Linked DNA regions of Homo sapiens: regions 2 and 3 are each linked to region 1. Evidence: chromatin loops called from intact Hi-C (ENCODE). Cell type or tissue: mammary epithelial cell. All regions are shown on one strand. Region 1 has its middle 200 kb from the start of LINC01243. Region 2 overlaps LOC105376009 (a long non-coding RNA gene). Region 3 has its middle 240 kb from the start of LINC01243.

Region 1 (8,000 bases):
TTTGAAAGTCTCTCCTAAGTGGGAAAATTAAGCCTATGTAGAGATCTGATTTTAGCCCAGCCTGAGGCTTCCACCACTGATTAGAAGGTTTATTCTGGTCCGAGCATTTTCCTGGAAAAAGCTCGGAGGACTTGGCTTCCCTATAGGTGTTCATATCAAGTAAAAACATGAAATTACTGGCCTACACATACTTACAGTTGAGCAAGGCAATTGTTTCTGAGAATATGTGATCTAAGTATTTCTTCAGAGCTCAGAATTAAAGCAGGTTCCCTGGAAATGTCAGATGTGTCATTGAATGAAGAGTTGTCTACTTTGAATAGCTAATACCCAGGTGAAACTAGATATTCATGTGAAAATCCATAGAATTCCTTAATCTTACACTTTAGTACCAGTTCTAACAAAGAGTTTTGAGAAACAGTTCCTGATAGGAGGAGTGAAAGCACTGGACAATGTCATCTATGTCCACGAGTGCTTTACTCATAGATTTGAGGTTATCTTGAGCCCCTTTGAAAGAAAAATAACTCTCAATTATTTTTTGCCTCTTTCAAAGAGTCTTTGAGGATTTCTGAGAGATTGGTCACTTGGAGGTTTGCCTGCTTCATGCATGCCTTCCATTGTGTATATGATCAACATAATGAAGGCCTAGAAGTCAGAATGTAGCTGGAAACCAAGAAAGCATATGAAAAAGACAACCTTGTTTGACTGATCCCTCAGTGTGGAGGGCCTTAAAGGATTCCCTGTCTTGTGGTGTCCCACTGCCCTCAGATATGTGAGCAGGCCCTGGTACAATAAGAATAAGGGACTTATACTTGGTATTTTCAAGTTATCTCTGGTTGCCTGGACCCAGGAATAAAGACATATAACCTTCCTTGGGAAGAAGGCCATGATATCTCCAGGTGGGAAAAGCACGGCCCAGGTGTCTCATGGTATGAAGGCTACAGAGTGGCTCTGGGCCTGTTCCTAGTAGAGTTTGAGCCTATGAACAGATTATCTTTCAGACTGGTTAATATACCTTGGAGTAGGAGAAAATTAATCCAACTTTAGTCTAACAACAATAATTTTCCATAATTAACTTCTGTGGGACCCAGTTCTCTTAAGCATTCCAGCATTCATCACAGTTTCAGAAAGGGTCAAGTTTGTTAGAGTTCTGCCCATATCCAACTTGCTCTGAGATTTGTGAGTAACATGTTTTATCTTTGACATTTTTTGAAATAGGGTTAGAAATGGGATTCTGGTCATCTAGGAAAATATCACATTCCATAAAAAGGCCATAGAATCTGCATCTGGAAACCATAATGGTTTAGAAGAGCAGAATGTAAGCCCTGTATCCAGCAAAGAAGAACAAGAGCTCTGTAATAAGACACTATTGACTAAAGATTCAAATGCTTTTACTACCTATAAAAACTCACACAGTTCAGTTGCTTTCCTGTTCATCAGTGTTTTTATTTGCAAAATGAAGGCTAACATACGTGAATGATTGTTGTGAAATTTTTTACATTATATTTCTAAAATATTTAGTAGAGTATATTGCATATAGTATATTTCCAAAATGGAAGTTATTGCTTTATATGCCCAAAATGTTCTACTGAGTGTTATTTCCAGAAATAGTTCTTATTTCACAATCATTTTGATAATGTAAGATCCATTTTGAGGTGCAAACAAAGATGGTGCTATAGATACATGGAAGGTTGTCAGATGAAACTTGCCTGAAGATTCTTGTAAAGACGGACTTGAAGAAATAGAAACTGAAGTCAGAGAAAAATATTTGTAAAATCAGAGTCTTATTGAAAGATTGATCAAGGAACAGAGGAACTTACAGGGTGTCAAATGTTCATACGCCATAAAGGAATTCAAGTGAATTTGTCACGTGGATAAGCACAGCAGATGATGAGCTCATTGTCAATAAACATTCACATACAGGCTAGATGGCTTTGTGAGGAGAATGGTATTGAACTAAGCAAGTGTTAGAAATTAATATTTAAGCCTTTTACTTTATTGTATAAATTATATATAGGATAGACTGGCCACTAAGCACACCATCCAGAAATAATCATTAACATTTTAATGTAGATATATATTTTATGAATTATAAGTCAGCCTATACATATTTTATGATCCACTTTTAATTCACTGAATATAACTTGTACATATTAAGGGAATTTAACATTCCTCATAAGAATCACTTTAATTCCTACAAAGTATTTTATTATGTATTCTATCACTGAAAAATTAGTGCTGTCAGTGTATTACCACCCTACTAGAAAAACACAGTTACGGTCCCTGCTCTCTAAGAACTTACTTATATTCTATCATGGAAGACTAAATATGCAATAAGTTGAAATATTTATTAGTTAAGGAAATGAAAATTAAAATCAAGATTAGATACCATTGCACACCCACTCAAGGAGTTATAATCCAAAGACCACACCAAGTGTGGCGAAGTGTAGAAGAACTAAAGCCTTGATGTTGGTGGTAATATAAAATGGTACAACCACTTTGAAAAACATCTTAGCATTTTCTTAAAAAGTTCAACATAATATAACCATACAACCCAATAATATCACTTCTACACATCTATACAAGAGAAATGAAAGTGTATGTCTACACAGAGACTTGTGTAAGTGTTCACAGTATTATTTGTTACAGCTAAAAAGTCAAAACAATCCAAATGCCAATCAAATGGTGAATGGATAACATGCGTTATAGTCATATAATGAAATACCATTCAACAATAAAAAGAAACAGAAAACCATATGTGCCACAACATAAATAAAAAAAACTACACACAAAAATATTTCTGTTTTGTTTATATTAAATGTCTGGAAAAGACAAATTTATTAATATAGAAAGTATTTTTTTGGAGCCGAGAGTGTAAGCTAGGGTTGATTGCAAATTGTCTCAGTGTACTTTATGGAGGTGATTAAAATGTTTTGAAACTGGTTTGTGGTGATGGTTAGCCAATTCCACAAATTTGCTAAACATTTAATTGTACACTACTATGATGGGATCCTTTTTGGCACATTTCGATAAAATTGTTAACACTGATCTAGGAAAAAATGTACTCAGATAAATAAAATGAGTGAAATAAATAGTCTACTGTGATGAAGAAGTGAAGGGTAGAGGGAGATTTAGGTACAGCTCTTAGAAAATGCCTCCTTGCTGAGGAAGTGGCTCCTATACTGAATTCTAAACCATAAGATGAGTCAGAGCTGTCTCTCTGTGGAACTGGGATAACAACATACTAGCTAAGTTCACAGATGCTGGGACACCATCCCACCCTCTATCTTCTAGGTATTTGATCCTGGGCAAGGTCCTGACATGTTCTGTGCCTCTGCAGAGTGAGTAATGAAATGCATTTTCTGACACATGGAAAAAAAATGTCAGCTGTTATTACCCAATCATATATGTTGGTCAGTTGAAATAGTTATCATGCTTCAATGAGTAGTTTTGTAGTTAAATTTATGTACATATCCCTCATTCTTTTCTCAGGACAAATTCATAAAGGTAAAACTGAAGTTCATAAGAATACACATGCTTAGGGTACTTGCCATCTCTTCATATATCAGGATATGCCAATTCACATTACCTAAGTCTGTGGAGACTGAGATGAACTTTAACACACCTTTCAACAAGAATTATATTTTGACCTGTGCAGAAAAAGCCTGCTTCTGCTTCACATTTGTATACTGCAAACCACCTACTATAATGGTTTGCACACTGTCAAGGTTGACCTGGAACCTGAGCGAATTTATTTGGTGGCCAGAAGTACATAGACAGTTTGTGCAGCCTTGTAAAAAGTTTCCCACTTGGAGGTTTCATCCTTGAGGTGAAAGGATGAAGGCAAGACTCTGTCAGCCAGATTGTCAATTTAAGAGAGAAAATAAGGTAGACACTGTAGATGACTAGGTGTGTAGAAAGGGCATTATCTCACCAAAACAAACTCTTAGTTTCCCTGGGATGTATTTTTAATCAGTCATAAATAGGGAAACATTTTATGCTTTTAAGATAGTTTGGTGTTCGAAAGTAACAAAAAGATAAGTCAGTTATAATTAAAATTTAAAAAATCATTAGTTGATAAAGCATTAGAAGTCCCAATGTTGTGTTAGACACAAATTTGGAGATGAATGAATATGCGCTGATGTAGTTACCAGGTCCTCATGGTGCCCACATAATCATGTTAGCCTGAAGCATAATTATGAAGGTAGAAAACATGTCTTTTGAGTTCCAGAGCACATTTTTAATTACCTCTTTGTCACTAGTGGCTCTTTTCCTGCACAGATGTATGCTGGCCTCCCACCCTCCCTTTTGCCATTCCTTCCATCAGAACTTACTCTCAGACAAGCAATCAACATGTTACTCTCTTTAGGATGTTTCTAAATGCCATTTGATGCATGCTTTCTCATAGGAAAATGAAAACTTTATCCTCCATAGGAGTAGTAAGGCCAGGACTATTATGCTGATTCACCCTGGTACAGGCAATGAGAGGGTGCAGTGTTTGTAGAGAATTTGAAAAGTGTAAAACAAACTAAAGGTTGATCTCCTTTTTATTAGAATCATGGGTAGGCAATTCTAAACAGCATTAGTGATAAAATATTTTTCTTCTAAAATAAATATTTTGTTGGTCAAAGTTTTAAATTGTTTTGGTTGCTGTAGCGTTTTAGTGATAACATGTTTAAACTTCAAAGTATTGCATTTATATTACAAATACTTTAATAAATATTGTATTCTACCTGGTGTTTAACTCAGATAATCCAAAATTATTTTGCTGGCCTCAGACACATGAAGATTCAGTTACACATACATGTTAATTTTGAGAGTAAAATGTTGTTGTGGCGTGTTTCTAACTTGATTTCAGCATTCTGCATGTCTCCAATCTGCGATATTATGTATTGTTGTATACAAACAGATTCAAAATGAACACAAATAGCATACAGCTTAAGTTGGCTGCTTCAATTTGGGTATTCTGTATCACTACATGAAGTTTGTATATGTGTATATAATTTAAGATGGTCAAGTGCGAAGTGGAATATGTAATATAATTGTTAGGATCTAATTTTAGACCATTATGAAAAAGGGTCCAATTCCATTTTTGATGTTTAACTGCTGAGAGCTTTAACACCCCAACCCACTCTCCACTCCTTCTGACTCACATTTGAGCAAGTTTATAAGAAAGTCAGAACACTCTCTTCCTTGGCACCAGCTGGAAGTTCAAATCACACAACCCCCTACCCATGCATGGGAACTCTAACGCAATTTCATTTCTCAATCGCCATTCTCCTGCTATGTCAAGACATTTTCAGACCTGCTTGGTATGCCTGCCTTACTCTTCCAGGAAAATATAATTATGTGACTAATAAACTTTGCCATATAATCTTGGTGCTTATATGGCATCATTAGTCTTGACATTCAGACCAAATATTGGGGGGTAGTTTATCCTGTCTCTTAGGGTTTCCATCAGAAAACATACATAAAATATTTTATTAAATTTAAGTAGTAAATTTTAAATGAAATATATTTTGTTTTTAAATAATCTATGAGATAATGATTATTATTATTACAAAATTGTTAATTTTTTTTCATATAAAGAAGAGGAAGTTTAAAAAATTATTTAGACTGGTTGTCAAATATGCTGGATAAACCACCAGTGTATTTATTTACCAAGGCACGTCTGGAGATGTGCCTGCTCAGATTCTATTTATAGTCCTTTGAATTTCATGCATTAAGAACATCTTCTACATTATCTATCTAGGTAATCTCAATGCCAGGAACTAGTTCTGATAAAACCCAATTAATGGACAGCTTGGAAAGCAAATATAAGTATTGCCTCTAGGAACAGGTGACTAATCTATCAGCTTATATTTTTAAGTGATGAAATTTCTTTCACATTACTTAGTGTGAAATTCTTCACAGCTCAAAACTCCTAAATAAAAAGATATGTCAGTCTTTCCATTAGCATATATTTGATTCAATTCCCTCCATGGGTCGTATAAGTGAAAGTTTAAATTAATAATTTTAAACATTTGTAGGTTTCACATATTTGACAAAGGTGAAAGTTATAATCATATTCAATGCTTGATAGTTGAATACATTATATGGCCTTTACGTGCTATCTCATTTACTACTAACAATAACCTCATGAGATAAATAATATGATCTTCATTTACACATGTGGTCATTGAGGAACAGAGCAGATGCATGATGTTTTCAAGTTCACATAACTAGTGACAAAACAAGGAAATACATGTTTGGTGGCTTACTATATTTATAAAAATGTAATGGAATCACAGTAGTTTTGTATCATTGTATAATAAGAACTGCACAGGTTTGAAAGTTAGGGCTGATTTGAAACCCTGGGCCTTTATTCACTAGCTGAAAAATCTGGATGTAAAAGAACATCATGGTAAAAACATGGTTCACAGGCTTAATATTTTCTTACGAAAAGATTAACGCATTTTTTATTGCAACAGAAAATACATAACAAAAAATCAATGCTCTAGTTTTTAAGTGTCTAGTGCAATATTGTAAAATATATGTCCAAGATTACAAATTATAAATATATGATACTGTATAGAAAATCTCTAGAACATTTTCATGCTAGTCTAAAACTCTGTCTTTTGAACAGCAACTCTATTTTCTCCTACCCCAGCCCCGACCACCACCATTCTACTTTCTGCATCTACGAGTTTGACAAATATAGTTCCTAATGTAAGTGGAATCCTTCTATAACTGGCTTATTTCACCTAGCATGGTGTCCCTAAGTTCCATTCACATTCTAGTACATGACAGGATTTCCTTCTTATTTAAAACCCAATAATATTTCATTATGTGCATGTACCATACATTTTTTTATCCATTCATCTGCCCATGGACATTTAGGTTGCTGTCACCACTTGGCTTTTGTGAATAATGTTACAGTAAACATGGGAGTGCAAATATCTCTTCAAGGTTCTATTTTTATGGATACATACCTAGAAGTGGGATTGCTGGTTCACATGGTACTTATAGTATCTAATTTCTTTGTGGAACCTCCATAATATATTCCATTTTTGTGAAAGCCTTTTACATTCCTCCCAACAGTGCACAAGGGCCCCTTTCCTCCACATCCTCACCAACACTGGTTATTCACTGCAATTTTGATGATATCCATCTTAACAGTGTGAAACAATATGTCATTCAGGTTTTGATTTGCATTTCCTTCATGATTAGTGACATTGAGCTCTTTTCTTTTTTTCTACTACTATACTTTAAGTTCTAGGGTACATGTGCACGACGTGCAGGTTTGTTACATATGTATACATGTGCCATGTTGGTGTGCTGCACCCATTAACTCCTCATTTACATTAGGTATATCTCCTAATGCTATCCCTCCCCCCACCCCCACCCCACGACAGGCCCCGGTGTGTGATGTTCCCCTTCCTGTGTCCAAGTGTTCTCATTGTTAAATTTCCACCTATGAGTGAGAACATGCGGTGTTTGGTTTTTTGTCCTTGTGATAGTTTGCTGAGAATGATGGTTTCTGGCTTCATCCATGTCCCTACAAAGGACATGAACTCATCCTTTTTTATGGCTGCATAGTATTCCATGGTGTATATGTGCCACATTTTCTTAATCCAGTCTATCATTGATGGACATTTGGGTTGGTTCCAAGTCTTTGCTATTGTGAATAGTGCTGCAATAAACATACGTGTGCATGTGTCTTTATAGCAGCATGATTTATAATCCTTTGGGTATATACCCAGTAATGGGATGGCTGGGTCAAATGGTATTTCTAGTTCTAGATCTTTGAGGAATCACCATGCTCTCTTCCACAATGGTTGAACTAGTTTACATTCCCACCAACAGTGTAAAAGTGTTCCTATTTCTCTACATCCTCTCCAGCACCAGTTGTTTCCTGAGTTTTTAATGATCGCCATTCTAACTGGTGTGAGATGGCATCTCATTGTGATTTTGATTTGCATTTCTCTGATGGCCAGTGATGATGAGCATTTTTTCATGTGTCT
Region 2 (8,000 bases), 65 kb after region 1:
TTCTTTCAGCAGGATGCTTCCCATTTCATAAAAGAATTCAAAATACTGTTTCCTTTGAACACACTTGGCAGAACATTTATATTATCTTTACCACCAGTTGTATTCATGAAGAAAAGGCCTCCATTTGGTCCCTGGCTCAAGAGTGGCCACAGGAGGTTCTTGCCCACAACCCTCAGGAGTCTGGCCTGGGAAGAACAGCAGTTCCTGATGTTGATCCTAGATAGGGCTACCAGAAGGGAAACACTGGCAGGGAACGTAGTAATTAAATGACTACTTATTTAATTGTAGGCATAAAAAAGGCTGCCATAGGACCAGTCAACTTTGCTAATCTAAAAGAGGTAACACAGGGGTCAAATGAAAACTCAGCTCTACTTCACTCTAGGCTGGCTGAAGCCGTGAGAAAATACCCTAATATGAACCCTCATAGCCCAGAAGGCCCCATTAATTTGACTGTTCATTTTATCAGTGAGGCTTCTTCAGATATTAGGTGCAAATCCCAGAGACTAGACCAAGGACCACAACTCCATTCCCCACTTTACTGGACATGGCTTTCAAGATCTTTAACACCAGAACTGTCAAAACCCTCCCCACCCATCTTCTGGCACTCAGGGACCACCGATTAGCTCCTGTCCACACTGCAAACAACCCAGGCATTGGAAATGGGATTGCCCCTCTCTCCCACACGCAGGAGAGTCATCCCGTAACTAGCAACCTCAATTATGGGCTAATTTGGGAGGATGGCAACAACAAATGCCCCTAACGGTGTTCCTTAACTACGAGGAAGCTAATAAGACTGAGAAGGCAGAAAGAGATAACTGATGGGACCCAGAGGCCATCCAGGCTCCTGTATTAACCATCTCTATGATTGAGCTTTGAGTAACCCTAAATGTGGAAGGGAATAGGACTGAGTTTGTAATCAACATAGGAGCTACTTCTTCAGCCCTAATTAGTTTTTCCGGACCTACGTTTTAGTCTTTGATCCTCCACACCAGCATAGACAGCCAACCACATCAGGGACGCTTCACTTCCCCCTTGTTATGCACGCTGGAGAAACATGTTTTCACTTACTCTTGCCTGGTTCTACCAAGCTGTCCTACCTACCTACTTAGAGGGGATATAATGACAAAACTCCAAACTAGCTTTCAATTCCCCAAATACACTTGCCCAATATTAACATTACTAGCTCCTGCCACCAAAAGTGCCAATCCCCTAAAATCCTTCATTTAACAACAAATTCTAGAGGTATGAGATACCTCCACTTCATGATGTTCTTAGTTTGCAGACCCTGTAAAAATCCATCTTAAGGGCTCTAACATTTTCCCTAGGAAGCCCCAATATCCCTTGAAGCCTGAAGCCCAAATGGACCTACAGCTCCTGATAGAGTTTGGCTATGTCCCCACCCAAATATCAACTTGACTTGTATCTCCCAGAAGTACCGTGTGTTGTAGGAGAGACCCAACATAGGGGGGACCCAGGGGGAGGTAACTGAATCATGGGGGCCAGTCTCCCATACTAGTCTTATGATAGTGAATAAGTCTCACAAGATCTGATGGGTTCATCAGGGGTTTCCACTTTTGCTGCTTCTCTCTTGCTGCCACCATGTAAGAAGTGCCTTTTGCCATCTGCCATGACTGTGAGACCTTCCCCAGCCAGGTGGAACTGTAAGTCCAATTAAACCTCTTTCTTTTGTAAATTGTCCAGTCTTAGGTATGTCTTTATCAGCAGCATGAAAACAGACTAATACAGTAAATTGTTACCAGTAGAGTGGCACATTACTGAAAATGTGGAAGCAACTTTGGAACTGGGTAATAGACAGAGATTGGAAAAGTTTGAAGGGCTCAGAAGAAGATAGGAAAATGTGGGAAAGTTGGGAACTTCCTAGAGACTTGTTGAATGGCTTTGCCCAAAATGCTTATAGTGATATGGACAATAAATCCAGGCTGAGGTAGTCTCAGATGGAGATGAGGAACTTGTTGGGAACTGGAGCAAAAGTGACTCTTGTTATGATTTAGCAAAGAGACTGGTGGCATTTTGCCCCTCCCCTAGAGATCTGTGGAATTATGAAATTGAGAGAGATTATTTAGGGTATCTGGTAGAAGAAATTTCTAAGCAGCAAACATTCAAGAGGTGATCTGGGTACTGTTAAAAGCATTCCATTTTAAAAGGGGAACAGAGCATAAAAGTTCAGAAAATTTGTAGCCTGATGATGCAGTAGAAAAGAAAAACCCATTTTTCTGGGGAGAAATTCAAGCCGGCTGTAGAAATTTGCGTAAGTAGTAAGGAGCCTAATGTTAATCCCCAAGACCATGGGGAAATGTCTCCAGGCCATGTCAGAGAGCTTCACAGCAGCCTCTCCCATCACAGGCCAGGAGGCCCAGGAGGAAAAATTGGTTTCGTGGACCAGGCCCAGGGTCCCTGTGCTATGGGCATCCTAGGAACTTGATGCCCTGTGTCCCAGCTGCTCCAACCATGTCTGAAAGGGGCCAATGTACAGCTTGGGCTGTGGCTTCAAAGGGTGGAAGCCCCAAGCCTTGGGAGCTTCCATGTGGTGTTGAGCCTGCAGGTGCACAGAAACCAAGAATTGAGGTTTGGGAACCTCTGCCTAGATTTCAGAAGATGTATGGAAATGCCTGGTTGCCCAAGAAAAAGTTTGCTGCAGGTAGGGAAACCTCATGGATAACATCTTCTAGTCCAGTGCAAAAGGGAAATGTGGGGTCAAAGCCCCCATGCAGAGTCCGTACTGGTGCACTGCCTAGTGGAGCTGTGAGAAGGGGCCTACCATCCTCCTGAACCCAGAATGTTAGATCCACCAACAGCTTGCACCGTGCACCTGGAAAAGTCACAGACACTCAACATCAGCCCATGAAAGCAGCTGGGAGGCTGTACCCTGCAAAGCTTCAGGGGTGGAGCTGCCCAGGACCATGGAAACCCACCACTTCCGTCAGCATGACCCGGACGCAAGATGGGGAGTCAAAAAACATCATTTGAAACTTTAACATTTGACTTCTCCGCTGGATTTTGGAATTGCATGGGGCCTGTAACTTCTTTGTTTTGGCTAATTTCTCCCATTTGGAATGGCCATATTTACCCAATGCCTGTATCCCCATTGCATCTAGGAAGTAACTAACCTGTTTTTGATTTTACAGGCTTATAGGCAGAAGGGACTTGCCTTGTTTCAGATGAGACTTTGGACTGTGGACTTTGGGTTAATGCTGAATTGAGTTAAGACTTTGGGGAACTGTTGGGAAGGCATGATTGGTTTTGAAATAGGAGGACATGAGATTTGGAGGGGCCAGAGGCAGAATAATATGGTTTGGCTGTGTCCCCACCCAAATCTCAACTTGAATTTTATCTCCCAGAATTCCCACATGTTGTGGGAGGGACCCAGGGGGAGGTAATTGAATCATAGTGGCTGGTCTTTCCCATGCTATTCTCGTGATAGTGAATAAGTCTCATGAGCTCTGATGGGTTTATCAGGGGGTTCTGCTTTTGCTTCTCCCTCATTCTCTCTTGCTGCCACCATGTAAGAAGTGTCTTTCACCCTCTTCCATGATTGTGAGACCTTCCCCAGCCAGGCGGAACTGTAAGTTCAGTTAACATCTTTCTTTTGTAAATTGCCCAGTCGCTGGTATGACTTTATCAGCAGTGTGAAAACGGACTAATACAGCCCCTAATAGAAAAATCAGGCACCACCTCAGCCCAGAATTCAGTACTCATTGCTCTAACTCTAGCCTTACAATTGGGAGCAGGCATGAGGCTTAAAATTTACAGACTCAGCCCATGCTTTCATGTAGTACATGCTCATGATGCTATTTGCTGGAAAAGAGGATTTTTAACAGCCCAAGATACTCTAATTAAACATGCTCCTGAATTTATGGCCCTATTGGAGGCAATTATACTTCCTACACAGGCAGTATCTTTCACTGCAAAGCCTATCAGAAGAACAATGATGAAATCTTCATTAAGAACAACGGGGCTGACAAATAAGTAAAAGTGGCAGCCAGGCTCCCCCTTCAGGCAGTTTTATTTCATACCCCAACTCCCTGTCTCTAACTTACCCTGGTTAAATTTGTTTCTTCCAGAATGCAGCAGTTGCACACCAAGCTTCTAAGGATGCAAGAGTATCAGCCAATGATACCCAGACACCTCCACGATTCTCCTTTAGACTTCGCTGGACGTCAGTTCCTTATGGACATCCTCTTCTCCCTGAGTCCCATCCTCCAGCTATGCCCAACAATTTAAGTACCATAACCCAAGACAATGACTCAGAGCATCCCCTGACAAGCCAACAACCTTAGGAATGGTCAGTTCTATGCCCAGGGTAGCAGAAAGTAGTTGGAAGATGAGACCTCTACCCAAATAGCACAGATTTGTCACTGTTGTTCTGTCAGGAGGGAAATGTGTAGCCCTAAGGAGTTAAAAGAAAATTGAAAAATGGGTTTTGCTGGCAGGAACAGAAACAGGGTAGAGGGGAGCAAATGTTCTAAGAAACAGGGTCAACCTCAAATGGCTCACTAGCATCTAAGCATCCTTTTACAAGCACCTAGCTCACAGCCCACCTGCATGCTGTCTGCAAGTACTCAGCTTAAGCAGCACGACCTTAAAAAATTTTCCTCCAGCCCCTGCCTCTTTGCAGGCAGCTTTCCCTCTGCTGTCTTGCCTACTGCTCTCTTGCAACATATTTTCCCCTTTTCTCGAAACAAATCTGCCTTTCTAAACTCATTACTGTCTTAGTAAATTCTTTTATCACCTATGTGCCGGCCTCAGACACTCAGTGACCACCACAGCATATGCATGTATTATGTATATGTATGTATCTTGTGTATATTTGTATCTTATGTATTTATGACATTATATAATCTTGCATATATACCTAATAAATATACAGTAAGTACTCACTTAGTGTCATCAATGGGTCTTGGAAACTGTGACTTTAAGTGAAGTGTTGTATAATGAAACGAATTTACTACAGGCTGATTGATATAAAGAAGAGTCAAGTTACTCCGGCATATTTCTAGTCAAAAAACATCATGAAACTTCTAAATAAAGGTGAAAGCCTTCTAATATTTAACACTGAAATAAATGGGAGCTATACATATATTTAAGAAAGATAAATAAAAGCAAGTAGGATGATTATTTACCCAATTATTTCAGTTCAGAATTGTGGGTGGCCAGAGCCTAACCAGGCAATTCGAGACACAAGAGAAACCAATCCTGGACAGGACACTATCCCATTGCAGAGTATACTCTCACACACTTCCACATTCTTACATGTGGGGACAATTTAGACACTCGTCCAATTAACTGAATGTGCATATCTTTGGGATGTGGAAGGAAATATAAGTACTTGGGTAATGCCCATGCAAAGATAAGGAGAAGGTTCAAACTTCACGAAGACAGTGGCCACAGCTGAAGACGATATTTTTTATCATAAACATTCTATCTTAATAACGTTGAACAATATGAGGTTGAGGACCTGCTGTATATATTTTATAAATATAAGTATATAAACACACACATGTGCACTTATATATGCACACACAAAAACACGTACACACATACACACTTACAGCTTATAAACCAAAGTCAACATCTAAAATCCTGAATCCTTTCCCAATCAATGCCACTGATTACCAGCAGAGCCTAATATTTTTTTCCTGATGTTAGCTTAGCTAATAATATCTCAATTAATAAGAAAGGAAAGGAAAGAAAGCCATTTTGTAACCAAGAGATTTTTCAAAGTTTTGATAATTTTTCTTTGACTTTCTAAAAGTAAACAGAATAAAATCTGTCTTAACAGTCTCATTACTAAAATGTCTTAATAGCCTCATAAGCCATGTGATGTTCCACATAAGCTGTCTCCAGTTTATTCCCTTTCATCCTGCCCTGCATTCACTAACCTCAGAAATGCTTGACATAAACGAAATTCAACCCCTACTAAGAGTTTTTGCAGCCCCATTTCCTTCATTTTCCACCCTATCCCTCCAATTTTAAGGCTGTCCCCAAATTTTAATATTACCTTCTCATGGAGATCTTTTGCAATCACCTTGGTAAAAGCAATACACCCAGGGATTTCCTATAACACTATACTATTTGACTTACACAACATTAATTAAGATGTAAAGTAATCTTAATTCACGTATCTATCATCTGTATTGACAATAAAGGATAACTGAGTAATTTTTTTAAGAATGGTCTCTTTATATTTTGTTCATTATTCTATCCCAAGTCTCTAAAATAAGGTCTACCACTTAAGAGGATTTGATAAACATAATTGACCAACTTCATACCATTTTGGTTTCCTAGCAGAGAAACTGAGAGGATGGAAAGGTGAAAAAGAGAGCAATGTTGGAAAGTGTGCTGCCGTTCTGAGAGTTCAAAGCTAATTCTATTTTTATGCAATCACCGTATCTATTTTATATCTTGGATATCTCTGATGTTTTGTTGATTTTATACATTAATGATATCATTTGTTTATCATATGCCATATATATTTTAAGTGTTTTCCCAGGTTGCTATTTTTTAAATGTATGTTTATGGTACTGTTTGTTTTATAAGGGTTTTTTAAATTTTTGTCTTACTCGTGTCTTTAATTCATTTTAGGCAAGTTTAGTGATATATAATTTATAAGCCATTAATTTCACCTAATATGTGTGACTTAATAATTTTTAGTAAATATATTGAACTCTGCAACCATCAGCACAGCAAGTTTTAGAACACTTCGCTCATCCCCAAAATGTTCCATTGTACCCACTTGCAAACAATACTTTCCCACTCTCAGTTCCATGGTGGGAATGTAAACTACTTCAGCCACCATGGAAAGCAGTTCAGATATTTCTCAAAGAACTTAAAACATAACTACTATTCAACCTAGCAATCCCATTACTGGTTATATATCAAAAAGAGAACAAATTGTTCTACCAAAAAGATACATGCACTCATATCGCAGCACCATTCACAAGAGCAAAGACATGGAATCAACCTAGGTGCCCATCGATGGTGGAATAGATAAAGAAAATGTACATATACACCATGGAATACCACACAACCACAAAAAAGATGAAATTATGTCCTTTGCAACAACATGGATGCAACTGGAAGCCATTATTCTAAGCAAAGTAATGCAGAAACAGAAAATCAAATACTGCATGTTCTCAATTATAAGTGGGAGCTAAACATTGAGTACTGAGGAACATAAAGATGGCAACGACAAAAACTGGAGACATTGAGTACTAAGAACGTAAAGACGGCAACAACAAAAACTGGAGACGGGGAAGGGAAGGAGTGGGGCAAAATCTGAAAATCGAACTGTTGGGTACTATGCTCAGTACCTGGGTGGCGGGATCATTTGTACCCTAGATTGTTATACAAGTAATAAAACTGTATATGTACTCCCTGAATTGAAAATAAAATGGAAAAAAATAAGATGAACAAACACTAAAGATATATTTTAAAAAATAAATCAAATCATGGAATCAATCTAGGTGCCCATCAGTGGTGGATTGGATAAAGAAAATGTACAAATACATCATGGAATACCACACAAACACAAAAAGAGAATGAAACTAGATTCTTTGCAACAACATGAGTGTCTGATTTGTGCCCCAAGTTATTTCCCATTATTGGGCATACTATGTAAATTCCATGTAGGATCCTCCACTTACACAATATTTTGGCATTCATCCATGAAGTAACCATGTACCAGTATTTCATTTGTTTTTAATGCCCAATAGTATTCCATTGTATACATACATACAAAACATTGTTTTTATTCTCATCTCGAGTTGAGAGAGTGTATTCAATTTGTGGGTATAATGAAAAAAATGCTGCTATGAAAATTCACATATACATCTGTGTTCTTAGGTATATACCTCATTTCTCCCTTTTAAAAAAAAATTTGAGTTCTTGGATACATGTGCAGAATGTGTAGGTTTGTTACATAGGTAAACATGTGCCATAGTGGTTGGCTGCACCTATCAAGCCATCACCTAGGTATTCAG
Region 3 (8,000 bases), 46 kb after region 1:
AAGGACATTAATTCATCCTTTTTATATGACTTCATAGTATTCCATGGTGTATATGTGTCACATTTTCTTTATCCAGTCTATCATTGATGAACATTTGGGTTGGATCCAAATCTTTGCTATTGTGAACAGTGCTGCAATAAACACACGTGTGCAAGTGTCTTTATAGTAGAATGATTTATAAAACTTTGGGTATATACCCAGTAATAAGATTGCTGGGTCAAATGGTATTTCTGGTTCTAGATCCTTGAGGAATTGCCACACTGTCTTACCCAATGGTTGAACTAATTTACACTCCCAACAGTGTAAAAGCGTTCTTATTTCTCCACATCCTCTCCAGCTTCTGTTGTTTCCTGACTTTTTAGTGATCGACATTCTAACTGGCATGAGATGGTATCTCCTTGTGGTTTTGATTTGCCTTTCTCTAATGGCCAGTGATTATAAACCTTCTTTCGTATGTTTGTTGGCTGCATAAATGTCTTCTTTTGAGAAGTGTCTGTTCATATTCTTCTCCCACTTTTTGATGGGGATGTATTTTTTTTCTTGTAAATTTGTTTAAGTTCCTTGTAGATTCTGATTATTAGCCCTTTGTCAGATGGATAGATTGCAAACATTTTCTCCCGTTCTGTAGGTTGCCTGTTCACTTTGATGACAGTTTCTTTTGCTGTGCAGAAGCTCTTTAGTTTAATTAGATCCCATTTGTCAATTTCAGCTTTTGTTGCCAAAATTAGTCGTGAAGTCTTTGCCCATGCCTATGTCCTGAATGGTACTGCCTAGGCTTTCTTCTAGGGTTTTTATGGTTTTTGGTCTTACGTTTAAGCCTTTAATTCATCTTGAGTTATTTTTTTATAAGGTGTAACGAAGGGGTCCAGTTTCAGTTTTCTGCATATGGCCGGTTATTTTCTTTTATTTGCAACCCACAGGCAAAAGTGGTTTCTTTTTAGCAAACCTCTATTATTTTTATTGTTTTCCTTCAGATGAGTTGGCTTCAGAAAAGCTTGTTTATTTTAGGATTTACTGAAAGCTGCATGATTAGCTAACACAGACTTTATGACATTTTCCTGCTTCAACTACTTTTGCAGGCCGAGTAGATGCAAGATCTGCATCTTGGTGTACTATAGATTACAGATTCACAGCTGTTTCACTAACATGTAGTAAGGATTTCCAGTTTCAGTTTGCAAGGGTATAGGGTAGCGTTGGGAGTTGGGGAGTGTGGAAAATCCTTACTACCCTTTGTTCTACCCCCTTAGTTTACTTTATTCAAATTTCAAGATCTCTTATTGTCAATCTTTATTTCCCTTTGTTTATCAAATTCTGAATCAGTTTAAATGCCTTTGCTTGCAAGTAATGGTTCATGTAAATAAAGAATTCGTGTGAGGCCAGGCTTGGTGGCTCATGCCTGTAATCCCAGCACTTTGAGAGGTGGAGGCAGGCAGATCACCTGAGGTCAGGAGTTCGAGACCAGCCTGGCCAACATGGTGAAACCTCGTCTCTACTAAAAATACAAAAATTAGCCAGGCATGGTGGCAGGCGCCTGTAATCCCAGCTACTCGGGAGACTGAGGCAGGAGAATCAGTTGAACCCGGGAGGCGGAGGTTGCAGTGAGCCAAGATCGTGTCATTGCACTCCAGCCTGGGGGACAAGAGCAGGACTTCATCTCAAAAAAAAAAAAAAAAAAAGAATTTGCGTGTAGATCTTAGAACTCCTACACAAAGTTCTGATGTTCAGTCTGATTGAACTGGCTACAGTCACATTTCACTGTGACCAAGAAAATAGAATTTGCTGATGGATTTAACCAAATGCATATGAACTAGAGTTTGGACCTTGAATATAGTCAATTTTCAAATGAAGTCCCAATGAAAATGAGCAAATTCATATGAACTAGAATGTGCACCAATTTTCAAATGAAGTACCAATGAAAGTGAGCAGTTTAGAAGAGAAAAGGCAGCTTAAGAGCTTACAATTCAATTAATTAATGCACATTACTATCTCCATAAATTTTCCTGAATCTCGTGCAAGTTTTAAATTATTTATATCTTCCACAGAAAAAATACAGATAATTTTTTATATTTGTCTTATTAAAATTTAAGTCCTACAGAAATTAAAGGACAATAAAGAGCCCTAGTAAGAATAGTTGTGAATATTGCGTAGCTACCATACCAAAATTATTTTTTAAAAAAAGCCAGCTAACTTAGAGGCCATGAAAATTAAACTGGCATTTAATTTGCTTTCTTCTTTTTTGTACAAACTCTTTGAACTGTAATTAAATTTATTTCTAACACAAATACAGCAACAAACACAGTTTTTGACTAAATGAGCTTAGAAAGTGCCTAATAACCCATTAGAGAACTATTTGTGAAATTATAGTTATCCTTATGGAGGTCCGTACCTTGTCAAGACAACTGTAAATCCCAACAACACATTCTGAAAAAAAGACTATTTCTCAAGAAGGAGGTCTGGTTTCAAAGCTCTCAATCAGTATTTAGTAATGGAAAAAGGAGTATGAGTTAAAACATAATTGAATTATGCTGCTGTAGATATAAATAACTGGCAAGCAGAGTAGTTATGAAGATTAAATGAAGAAACATAAATGAATTTAGCAAACAATACATAAACAGGTCCTCAAACTCTAAGAGTGATTCAGTTGTTTAGTTATGTTAAGGACTATTTTTAAAATTTTGGTTAGAATTAGAAATAAAAATAGCTAGAAGAGAAGATTTTGAATGTTCTCAACACTAAGAAAAATGTTTGTGGTGACAGATATGCTTATTACTTGGATTTGGACATTACGTGTGGCATACATGAACTATCACACTGTACCCTATAAACATATGCAGGTATTATGTGTCAATTAAAATAATAATTATAATAAAAAGAACTGAAAATTAAATGAGTGCAGGGATTTGAATTACTTCACTGCCTTTCTCACTACTCCGTTTTCTATGCTTCTTATAAAGCTGCTTTTTTTGTCTCTGAATCTTCACCCTCCATTGCTACTATGGTTGAGAGAATAAGTAACTTTCCAATAGAGTCACATTGAAAAATCCCTTATTGTTGAAAATTTCAAACCATCATGCACATTACTTCCTTTATAATAGCATTACATACTCTTGCTCATCGTAGAGGCCCAGGCTTTAATTAACTCATTCATGACTCAACTACTACATTTTGTCTCTCCCCAGCACAAGTACTCCAAGTAACTTTATATTTCTAGTTCATACCCTAGGGGGAGCCAAAAGGTAGTTACTGATATCTTAGTTTAAAATGATCCTTGTGTCATTCTTGTGTGCCCCAAAAAATCACTGAAAAAATGTATTTGCTTTGTCAAATAAGTTATATTGTTTCTGCTTCTAAGCTCAGAAAACTACACTTCAATAGGCTCATTCTAAAATCATAATTACAAGTAAGTCTCTAGATATAATGATTGAATCTTCAAAGTCACTATTCTCCGTCTTCACATTTATATGAAGTATCTTATACCTCGTGTTTGCTTATTTATTCATTCACATTTTTATTAAATATCTATTATTTACCAGAGGACATGTTAAGTTTTGGGGGATATAGTGGTGTCTAGAACACACTTAATAATTAGCATTAGTGAATTTACGTATGTTGATAGTATCAACTATTTCAAACAGGCTTCGTGTCATGTGCATTTGATTTAATAGCCTTGATATTTTTAGCTTAACATTCCATTAGTTCTTCATGGAGTCTTAATGGAAGTTCTAAAATACTTATTTTTACTTGTGTAAATGTGTTTAATGTAGCATAAGAAGGTTGAGTCTTGACACACTTTAATGTATTCAACTTGATTTCCTTCTGACTCTATATTGATCATCCCTTTAGAATTTCCTTCCCATTCATTCAGACATCACCCCAGTTCCTCCACCAAAGCAACATCCACATATTACAGACATATCGAATGAGTTAAATTTACAAACCTGAAAAGCAAATTACCTCCATGTTTTAAAAATACTCAAATATATGAAGGGGCTTCACATAGGAAAGGAACATTCTGGATTTTCCTTAAAGAAGATATTCAAGGCAGCCATGATAGCCACCAGAAGGGACTATGTAAATGCACATAAGCATTTGCTTAGGGTAAAAGAGTTGTCTTGTGTTTGAAATGAAATTGATTGTATCTGAATGATGACCTCACTAAGCAGGTATTTAAGCCATGAAATCTAGGAGGTGTTTGCAATGCTTTATTTAAAAAGATAATTCTGTTCTTTGCATTATGAGAATCACTGAGTCAAGACTATGGAGGCGTACCAGTGAAGTTTTAATATCTTCATGGACACCTTGCCTGAATAAAATACGATTTCTAAAGAAGAAACACACAAGATCAAACAAATGGATATTTTCAGATCTAGTTATTTTTTGTTTAAAAATATAGAAGATAGGCTTTTGGTTGGGGACCATGGATTGCCTAGAAGACAGTACTAAAGAGGGAACAGCAAGGCAAGGGATCATGAAAGAAGCTCCATGATAATAAAATGGTGTATATACCTTGTTTTGCCTTTTCAATAACCACTACCTGCCTTAACTTCTCTAAGAACTTCTTTTATCTTTTCTTTTATTAAAAATAGTGTACTTCCACCCTCTAATCCACTTACACAGTGGATTAGACATAGCAGGAACCTATTCCTAACTCAAACCAATTATCTTTCAGTTTGTTTGTGTTTTTGTAATTGGTGTAATTCAGAAACTGTCAAATTTCTTTGGCTATGTGGTCTTGGAAAAACAAAGAATGTAATGAAGAGAGAAGAATGAAGTAGGCATGTAGAAAAGGCATCAAGAGACAGAAAGCAAATTCTTATTAGACTCAGAGTTACATCTCATGCCCAGCTGTCTGCATTCCTTCCCTTAATTTCTTTTTTTTTAAAACGTTTATTTTATAGGTTCAGGGGTACATGCACAAGTTTGTTATATAGATAAATTGCATGTCTTGGGAGGCTGGTGTACAGATTATTTCACCACTCAGGTAATAAACATAATACCTGATAGGTAGTTTTTTGATCCTCACCCTTCTCTCACCCTCCACCCTCAAGTAGGACCGAGTGTCTCTGGTTCTCTTCCTAATTTCTGTAAGATATTTTGATATTCTTATAACAAATTTCTGAGTTTTCTTATTTTATTTTAGGAGTGATATTGTTTTATTCATCTTAAAATTTTAAACTTTAAATTCACATTACGAAGTGATCTCTTTCAAAGTTGGTTGATAGCATTTTTAACAGCCTTTAATGTCTGTCCTATATGTATTCAGCTAATCAGAAAATTGTCATGTGATAGTACTTGTGGACCATAATTTATTTAAAGTTGATCAAATTTAAAGTCGATAATACAGTCCACTTGAAGACAATTTATTTTTTGTACTTTGGTATGCAAATATATATGTACATATTATATATATAATATTTCCAAATTAAATGTTAAGATATTAATCCTCTGACATCTTAAATAAAATAAATATCAAACATAATGTGTAAATTTCATTTGTGGTGGAAAGGTCATTAAAAAATGTAAGAAAAAAATAGCCAGCCATGGTGGCCCACACCTGTAATTCCAGCAGTCTGGGAGGCCAAAGTGGGTGGATTGCTTAAGCCCAGAAGTTCAAGATTAGCCTGCATAATATACTGAGACCCTGTCTCTACACACACACACACACACACACAAAAGTAGCCAGGCTTGGTGGTGTATGACTGTAGTGCTAGCTACTTGGGAGCCTGAGGCAAGAAGATCACTTGAGCCTGTGAGGTTGAGGCTGCAGTGAGCCACTGATCATGCCACTGCACTCTAGCCTGGGAGAGACTGAGGTATGATTGTGCTACTCCACTCCAACCTGGGTGACAGAGCAAGGTTAGAAAAAAAAAATTGAAAAAGAAAAAAAGGAAAGAAAAAAATAGTCCTGTTTTAACCGTGTAGATATGCTCTTTGCTTAACCATTTCATTCAGTTATCCCTACTGTTAACCAAGTCCCATAGTAAACAATTATTTAATGATTAAATCCTCTGATGATTTCAAAATAAAACTCGGGCCATTCTCAACTGTAAGGACTGTGGCAAAAATAATTCTCACAAAACTTCCTCTTTAGTCACATAGTGTTCTAAAGCATTTAAAAAAAAGGTAAGGGATGTTTTATTTCCATCTGGGTCAGGTGTGAAGGTCAGTGCTATAGAAAATGGTAGGAGGCACATTCAGCAATATTTTTCCTTTTCTTTTTTAACGTTCAAAAGCAAGTATAGAATCCACCTACACAAGAGACTTTGTTCAGAGTTATTTGATTTGGATTCCTACTGTGCAATGACACATTGCCTAACTATGTGCTGGGGCAGAGAAATTGAGTATGAAGTTGTGGTGAGCTGTGGTCAGGCCTGGCCACAGAAAACCCATGGGTGGACATAAAGAAAAAAACTTCTCATCACTGACGCATGAATGTAGATAAGAAGAGAGTGATACTGCATAGACGAAGCCAAAATTTCCAGGCCTGTAACCCTAACACGAAGTCTGGTAAACATGGCCTGATAAAAGGTTTGTTTTCAGTTATTTTAGTACTTAGACTTTTCATGTGTAGACATGAGTCCACAGACTTTCTGACTTAGTGGACTGAGACTCCTACAACTGAGTTGTGGAAATCATAACACTTTGCACACAGCTGCATGAGACACAAGGAAAAATGATAGCCCTGTTCAAACACCTATATGCTACCTGTTTGCAACTTTGCACTAATTTTTAGCCGCTTTAAGAGTAAGTCCGTATAAAAGTAGTTTGAAACAAATCCAAATTGACATTATTTCCTCTCCTTTTATGCGTAATGACTCTGTGATCTGCCCAAATGAAGGAGATTTATATTATATTTTTCCTGTTACACACACACACACCTTCACACAAATACATGCACACACATACTCACTGTCTTTTTACAATGTCTTTGGAAACAGGTAGAAGAAAGTATTAATACTATATGTGTCATGCCTGTAGTGCTAGCTACGTGGGAGGCTGAGGCAAGAGGATCACTTGAGCCTGTGAGGTTGACGCTGCAGTGAGCCATTGATCATGCCACCACACTCTAGTCTGGGAGAGAATGAGCTATGATTGTGCTACTCCAATGAGCTATGATTCTGCTACTTTGGGTATGAAAAATACAGTAAATGGGCTTCATTTGAAGTCTTTCTTAGATGTGTAAGTGAGATGATTCTGGGCCATTATATTTTGCTCACATGGTATCTCCTTGGCCTAGAGGGTCAGAGTCTCTAGATCACAGATGCATCTTCCTTCCATGTATGAGGATCAGGAAGAGTTCTCACAGTGCACTTATGAGTAAAGATCACAACAGTGTAAAGTGCTTTCTTCCAAGATAGGCGTTAACTAACTTCCTTCCTTCCTTCTTTCCTTCCTTCCTTCCTCCTTCCCTCCCTCCCTCCCTTTCTCTTTCTTCCTTTCTTCTTTCCTTCCGTCTATCTGTCCTTCCTTCCTTTCTTCTCTCTCTCCTCCTTCCTTCCTTCTCCGTTTCTCCTTTCTTTCTTTCTTTTTCCTTTTAAATGACCTATGTAAATGTCAAATAAGTGCCAAGTATTAATAGAGTTAACATTTATTGAGTATTTGGCATCATGCATTTTTAATTATTAATTTATTAAATAATAAAAAGTAAACCACTATTATCCTCAATTTGCAAATGAAGTTATTAAGATACTAGAAAATATATTTCTTACCATGATCAAAGAGCTAGAAGTTATTAGAGACAAAGTTTTGATGTGCTGATTAATATAAACTCAGAGAAGTAGAAGTTTGAACTAGAATTTGAAAGAAGATGCCTGCCTTCAGGATATGAGCTCCTAACCAGTATTTGATGCTGCCTTTAAAGGTTGTTGAATTCCCATATTATCAAGCAAGATATTTTGTGCCCATATTACAGATAAGGAAATCTGAAACCTAAGCGATGATGTCATCCTCTCTTTGTTACTAAGTTATTAAATAGTACAACTGGAACTTAAACTCAGGTT

Evidence for each region. Peaks named below come from ENCODE experiments on the same cell type or tissue, not always from the same donor. Only the 100,000 strongest peaks of a DNase experiment are listed, where the experiment ranks them.
Region 2: it touches region 1 in a loop (3-fold over the local background); 3 of 110 quality-filtered maps call a loop at or near these places.
Region 3: it touches region 1 in a loop (3-fold over the local background); 2 of 110 quality-filtered maps call a loop at or near these places.

Annotation. Positions count from the first base shown.
Region 1 is chr9:31,181,301-31,189,300 of GRCh38, reverse strand. No RefSeq gene overlaps it. Among named protein-coding and RNA genes, the nearest start is that of LINC01243, 200 kb to the left of the region's middle. In mammary epithelial cell, no CTCF peak of the experiment used is centred here; a DNase peak (open chromatin) is centred at 3,290; H3K27ac peaks cover 2,387 bases.
Region 2 is chr9:31,116,095-31,124,094 of GRCh38, reverse strand. LOC105376009 (a long non-coding RNA gene) reads left to right here. Exons shown (of 3, transcript XR_929539.2): 3 at 4,083-5,041. Among named protein-coding and RNA genes, the nearest start is that of LINC01243, 260 kb to the left of the region's middle. In mammary epithelial cell, a CTCF peak has its summit at 4,023 (motif pointing left); a DNase peak (open chromatin) is centred at 3,994.
Region 3 is chr9:31,135,740-31,143,739 of GRCh38, reverse strand. No RefSeq gene overlaps it. Among named protein-coding and RNA genes, the nearest start is that of LINC01243, 240 kb to the left of the region's middle. In mammary epithelial cell, a CTCF peak has its summit at 3,229; DNase peaks (open chromatin) are centred at 3,169, 5,739 and 6,389; H3K27ac peaks cover 1,810 bases.